Regions from separate parts of the Homo sapiens genome. Here region 2 is linked to region 1. Evidence: chromatin loops called from intact Hi-C (ENCODE). Cell type or tissue: heart right ventricle. All regions are shown on one strand. Links, peaks and the distances in the headings refer to the core of each region. The heading gives the core; the rest is flanking DNA.

Region 1 (2,813 bases), core at 24-2,523:
AGAAATGGGATTTTCACACCTAAGCTAGCTAAGGTTGACCACTAAGCTGTGATTTCTATTTTACTTTTGAGAGAAAAAGAAAATTTCTCCCACACTTTAAAAAACAACTGTATTTGCTTAGGATAATTTTTTGGACTCGGGGTAAAATGCTACTTTACTTTTCACTTTGCCTGAACAAGTATCTGCAAGCTTTTCTGCATCTGTAACTAAATGGCACTTCCACATACAATCTATGTATTGTTATAGAGAGGCTGAAATGCCAAATAAAAATGTAAACACTCGGGCAGGCTGAAAACAAGCTTTCCAACTTCTATTCACAGAACACAAACAAATAAAAAGGAAGGACTTGGGTAGCAAAGCATTAGTCAACAAAAGCTAAAAATGAACTGAAAATGCTATACACTAGAATGTGCAATAACTGCCTCCTGGAAGAGTACAATGAACACCTCTCAAGGTCAGTGCTTTTTTTTCTCTAGTGCGTTATTATAGGTATTTAAATGGACACTAGTACCCTTTATGTAACTTTTAAAACACAGTATCAGTATTCTAGCAGTTAAAAGGTAACCTCGTTAGTTTTCTGCAAAGTCAAAATTTCATCATTTCTAATACCAGCAACATAAAATGGCAGAAAAAGATTCAGGTCCTAACTCAACAGTGAGAAATGCAAAGAAAATATGTATAAGGAGTTTAAAACTAAGAGAAACAGTAAAGATTCAGTTTAGACCTCACATAAAGTCACTTATGTTAGAAAACAAGGAAAAGAGAAAGAAACCTCTGATTTTAACAGAGCATCATGCTGCTTTTTCAGTTTCATTTCATTTAGAACATTATGTTTTGTATTATTGGAGAAAAGTAGCTATTTTTCCCTCAGGCAAAAATTAAACCATTTATTAAAGTGCTCTTTTTCAGTCCAATACTTAAAAAATATGATTTCCTAATCACTCCTGGCAGCCCTTCAATCTGGAGACCCACCAGACACATGGAGACAGTGCACTTGGGCTGCTACCCCAGTAAGGTAGCTATACGGCCTTAGTTCTGTGGCTCAGGAGAGCAGTCAATGGGGCCTCGCCTGTGCAAGTTTGCCCAGATGATTGGAGAGCTCAGGCCAGATGCTCTATGGCTCTGCAGGCCAGCTCCACCAAGTGCAAAGGGCAGGGTCCAGGAGACATGAGAAGCTACGGAAGATGGTACAGGTTGAGGCTTGAGGACACGTTAGGAGCTGGTAACCAAGTTGGCTCTTACTCTTATTTAAGAACTAGCATCTAAATGTTAAAAAAGTTTCTCCTCATTCTACCAGACTCTTTTCTAACATTAATCAACTGTTTATTTTTTATTAAATGTGTTTCTTTATTAAAAAGTATTGATGACCCTAAATCTAAGGGTTGTCACAAAATCAAAATATTATGCCACAATTATAGGAACAAAAAAGAAAAAAGTTCTCTCTCTTTTTTTTTCCCACCAGAGTTTGCTCAGAGTTCATCTGCTCACTGACAAACAGACTGCTTTCCTCAGAACAGATGGCATGTTCTGTTCTGGGTTTACTTTGGAGCTGTCTTAGGAGATGCTCATGCTGAGTTACATAAAACTTAAAATTTCAGAAATGAGAAATTTTTTCTGGCTACTAATATGGGTAACAAAAAATTCACTCCTTATTAATATGTTATACAAAAAGAAACAAAAATTTGGAGCAAAGGATGTTATAGCTTCAATGTTGTCACTTGGGTTATTGATCATATATGATTCCCATTGACAGGAGAGCAGGCAGAGCACCCTAATTTATTCCTATATATTTTAAAAAGAAGAAGAAAAGAAAGAAATGTCCATCTGAAATCATGTAAATGAATTAACAGGTTACTTTTATGGTACTAAGATTGTAGAAAGGCACCCCAGCACAAGACAGGTTACTGACTTCCTTTATAGACCTAAAAAAGGATATAGAAAGCAACTTTGTGAGCACATTTAAAAGTAGAAAGGAGGGTTAATCGTGATGTGAGAGAAAGAAACCACAGAACAAAAAGAAAAAATGACCTTTCATCGTCAAGTAATTACCTCCAGGCAGGAACTCCATGATTAGGTAGAGGTTTAGCTTATCCTGAAAACTATAGAACATTTTCACAACCCACAAACTGTCTGCCTCCACTAGAATGTCACGCTCCGCACGAATGTGGCCAACCTGGAGGTATATGCATTTGATTAATGACAAAGCTTGCTCTGCTTTATTAGATTGTATATTTGCTTAAACAATTTAAATACTGTGCTTAAATACTGTTTTGAGTATTTAATCGTGATGATATAAAAGATCCAATTTCTGCTTAGGCAAACCTACTAACTCAAAATTGACAACATTTGACTTCAAGGTATTCAGTGATGAAAACTTGAGTGATGAAAGGCTTTAAAAAATGGCAAAATGAATGGCTTTAATGCAAATAGCAACTTTAACACTGCTATAAACTGAATCTCTGATTAGTTAAAATTACTACTCTTTTGCATAGAGTTTTGTCTAATAATCTTTTATGATAAAAATAAGTCCCCAAAGTGAGACTCTCTTCCAAGTTCTTCCTCGGGTCTGCACTAGTATCTGCAACAACAGTGAGCTCACTGACAAATTCTAGAATGCTATGATACCACAGCATTTAGTTCACTGCTATGTGCTCAATCAATCCTTACTGAATTGAAATACAAGAACACCTATGAAAAGTTGTAGATTCAAATTAATGACATTTCCAATTTTATACTTTTACTGAAATACCTATAAAGGACCAAGTTGTAGAAAGTTTCAGAGAACCGGAATTATTTTGTTAAAGCAATGCTTT
Region 2 (2,813 bases), core at 263-2,762, 52 kb before region 1:
ATTTGGTAGAATATGGTATTCTATCTTTTGTATAAGAGAAAAAAGGAGTTAAGAATATATGTATATGTACACACATACTTCCTTATGTCTGCAAAGAGAAACATTAAAGATAAACTAACAAAACCAATGCTATGGTTTGAATGTATATGTCCCTCCAAAATTGTTGTGTTGGAACTTAAACCCCCAAGGTGATACCATTAAGAGGGGAGGCCTTTAGGAGGTGATTAGGCCTTATAAAAGGGAATTGAAGGAACCTAGCTAGCCCTTCTCCTTCCATCATGTGAGGACGCCTGGATGCCATCATCTTTGAGGAACAGCCCTCACCAGATACCCAATTTGCCAGCACCCTAATCTTGCTTGGATTTCTCAGCCTCCAGAACTGTGAGAAAAGAAATTTCTGTTCTTTATGAATTACCCAGTCTCAGGCATTTTGTTTATAGCAGCACAAATGGACTAAGACAACTGGTTATCTGTAGGGAATAAATAGGAACAGATTGAGAGGGAAAAAGGGGAAGGACAGAGACTTCTCTGAACATTCCTTTTTTATGAGTCTTCAACTTCGGAACCATGTAAATGTTTTACATATTCAGGAAATACATTTTAAAAATAATGGGAAAATGCTATGATTGAATAAAAAGAGAAACAAAAGAACCTACCTTACAGAACATATAGAGAAAAAATACACAGTAACTTTTGAATATAGCATGCTGACTGTACATCCTTAGTGGGATATGCTTTAAGGACAAAAAGAACTGCTCCCTTGACCAAAACACCTAAACTTAGTAGGTTTATTGTTACTAGTAATTTGACATTATAATTCTGAAACTAGTCTATGAACCAAGAATTTCAATGTGAAGGAAAAGATACACTAATATAAAATGAGTTAGGAAAAACCAGTATTAAATTTGAACTGAAAACATCAGTATAAACTCTATTTATGAATGAATGAGAGAGACTGGGTCTTGCTCTGTCATGGGTTGGAGTGCAATGGCATGATAATGGGTTACTACAGCCTTGACCTCCCAGGCTCAAGTGATCCTCCTTCCACAGCCTCCTGAGCAGCTGGGACAACAAGTGTACACCATCACACACCAGCTAATTTCTTATCTTTTGTAGAGACTCAGTACTTTCGGAATATGATAGCCTCTTACTGTGAGTTCATAATAGTCCTAGAAGGAGGTCTTGTAGACATTTTAGATTTTCCCCATCCCCCTCTGTTTCCCCTCCCCCAAACTTCATCCCATTTTAACCTATTCCCAGAAATTCTGGGTGTCACCAGAGAGCATTATGTGCAGCAAAACAGAAAACCTGCTTAACAGAAAACATTAGCAGAGTTCTCATTAGCATGCATAAAGAAAAAGCACAATGGAACTAGACCAAGTGGTTTTCACATAAGAACAGACTGGAAGGGCTAGGATTTTTCAGTTTGGAATGAAGGTTTGGCAAAGATATAACTACTTCTTAAGTTTGATTATGGGATATGGGTTAAGGGCAGATTAGCTTATTTACCAAATTCTGTGGCATCCTACTTCATTTTCACCTCCCACCTCCTACACAGAGTGGAGATACGGTCCTAAGTATAAACAAGGGTACTGCCTTTTGAAAGATCATGTCCTTGCACTATTAACGGTATGAAATGGTGGCTCACGCCTGTAATCCCAGCACTTTGGGAGGCCAAGGTGGGTGGATCATGAGGTCAGGAGATCAAGACCATCCTAGCCAACATGATGAAACCCCGTCTGCACTAAAAATACAAAAATTAGCCGGGCGTGATGGTGCATGCCTGTAATCCCAGTTACTCAGGAGGCTGAGGCAGGAGAATTGCTTGAACCCGGGAGGCAGAGGTTGCAGTGAGCTGGGATCGTACCACTGCACTCCAGCCTGGGCAAGAAGGGTGAGATTCCGTCTCAAAAAAAAAAAAAAAAACAGTATGCAAGCATTATGCTTTTGAGATACATCAATATTATTGCCCCCATGCCATTCCAATTAGTTTTTTTTTGTTTTTTTTTTTTTTAATCTGAGTAGTTCAATGGTAGGATATTGAATTTATTTAAGGGAATAGTGATCTAGGTAAATATCTTGTTTTCTTCAGAAATAATTGATTAGGAGAAATTGCAAATAAGAAAATATATAAATTTATTATCTACAGGCTGTTGTGTGGATTCATACTCAAGATGATTGTTCTAGAGAGAAACCAGTACATTCTTTTTTAGGTGCAAGGAATATGTAGAGATAATTCCACTATCAAAGACTGTATATACATTTTCCAAGATGGGGAGATGATGGTGATAAAACTATTTTGCTGTTCCAGGTCAGTAAAATCAAGACTTAACAAAATATGGGCCTTCATGGGAGGCCTGTGAAATAAATAATAAAATATATACTCTTAAAATATATAGCTCCTCAGAGTGTATAAAATGCTTTCACAGAATGTATGGAAGTGAAGCATGAACTGGCTTGCTGGATGTTTTCTTTGCTTCACAGCTGTATATTCTGGGTTCCATTATTAATATACATTTTAACTCTTGCTGCCTTTCCAAAGCAGTCTCTTCAGTTACTGTTAAGCTATAACAGGGTGGTGAACCTCTGGTTCTTGCACATTGCTGTGACCTTCAGAGTTGTGTTGACCAAAAAATAGTTTTGCAGCAATAGAGAATTATATTGTTGTTGAAGTGTTTTGTTTCTTTTCTTTTTTTTTTTTTTGAGATGGAGTCTCTCTCTGTCACCCAGGCTGGGGTGCTCTAAGCTCACTGCAATCTCCGCCTCCTGGGTTCAAGCAATTCTCCTGCCTCAGCCTCCCGAGTAGCTGGGAC

Evidence for each region. Hi-C counts contacts between places; a loop is a spot of excess contacts. Peaks named below come from ENCODE experiments on the same cell type or tissue, not always from the same donor. Only the 100,000 strongest peaks of a DNase experiment are listed, where the experiment ranks them.
Region 2: a loop joins it to region 1, with 1.8 times the contacts of the local background. A loop is called at or near these places in 2 of 110 quality-filtered maps.

Annotation. Positions count from the first base shown.
Region 1 is chr6:36,515,668-36,518,480 of GRCh38, forward strand. STK38 (serine/threonine kinase 38) reads right to left here. Exons shown (of 14, transcript NM_007271.4): 6 at 2,050-2,173. Among named protein-coding and RNA genes, the nearest start is that of STK38, 30 kb to the right of the region's middle. In heart right ventricle, for the core only: no CTCF peak of the experiment used is centred there; a DNase peak (open chromatin) is centred at 1,097; H3K27ac peaks cover 353 bases.
Region 2 is chr6:36,463,388-36,466,200 of GRCh38, forward strand. The region is part of intron 1 of KCTD20 (potassium channel tetramerization domain containing 20); the gene reads left to right. Among named protein-coding and RNA genes, the nearest start is that of KCTD20, 22 kb to the left of the region's middle. In heart right ventricle, for the core only: no CTCF peak of the experiment used is centred there; no DNase peak of the experiment used is centred there.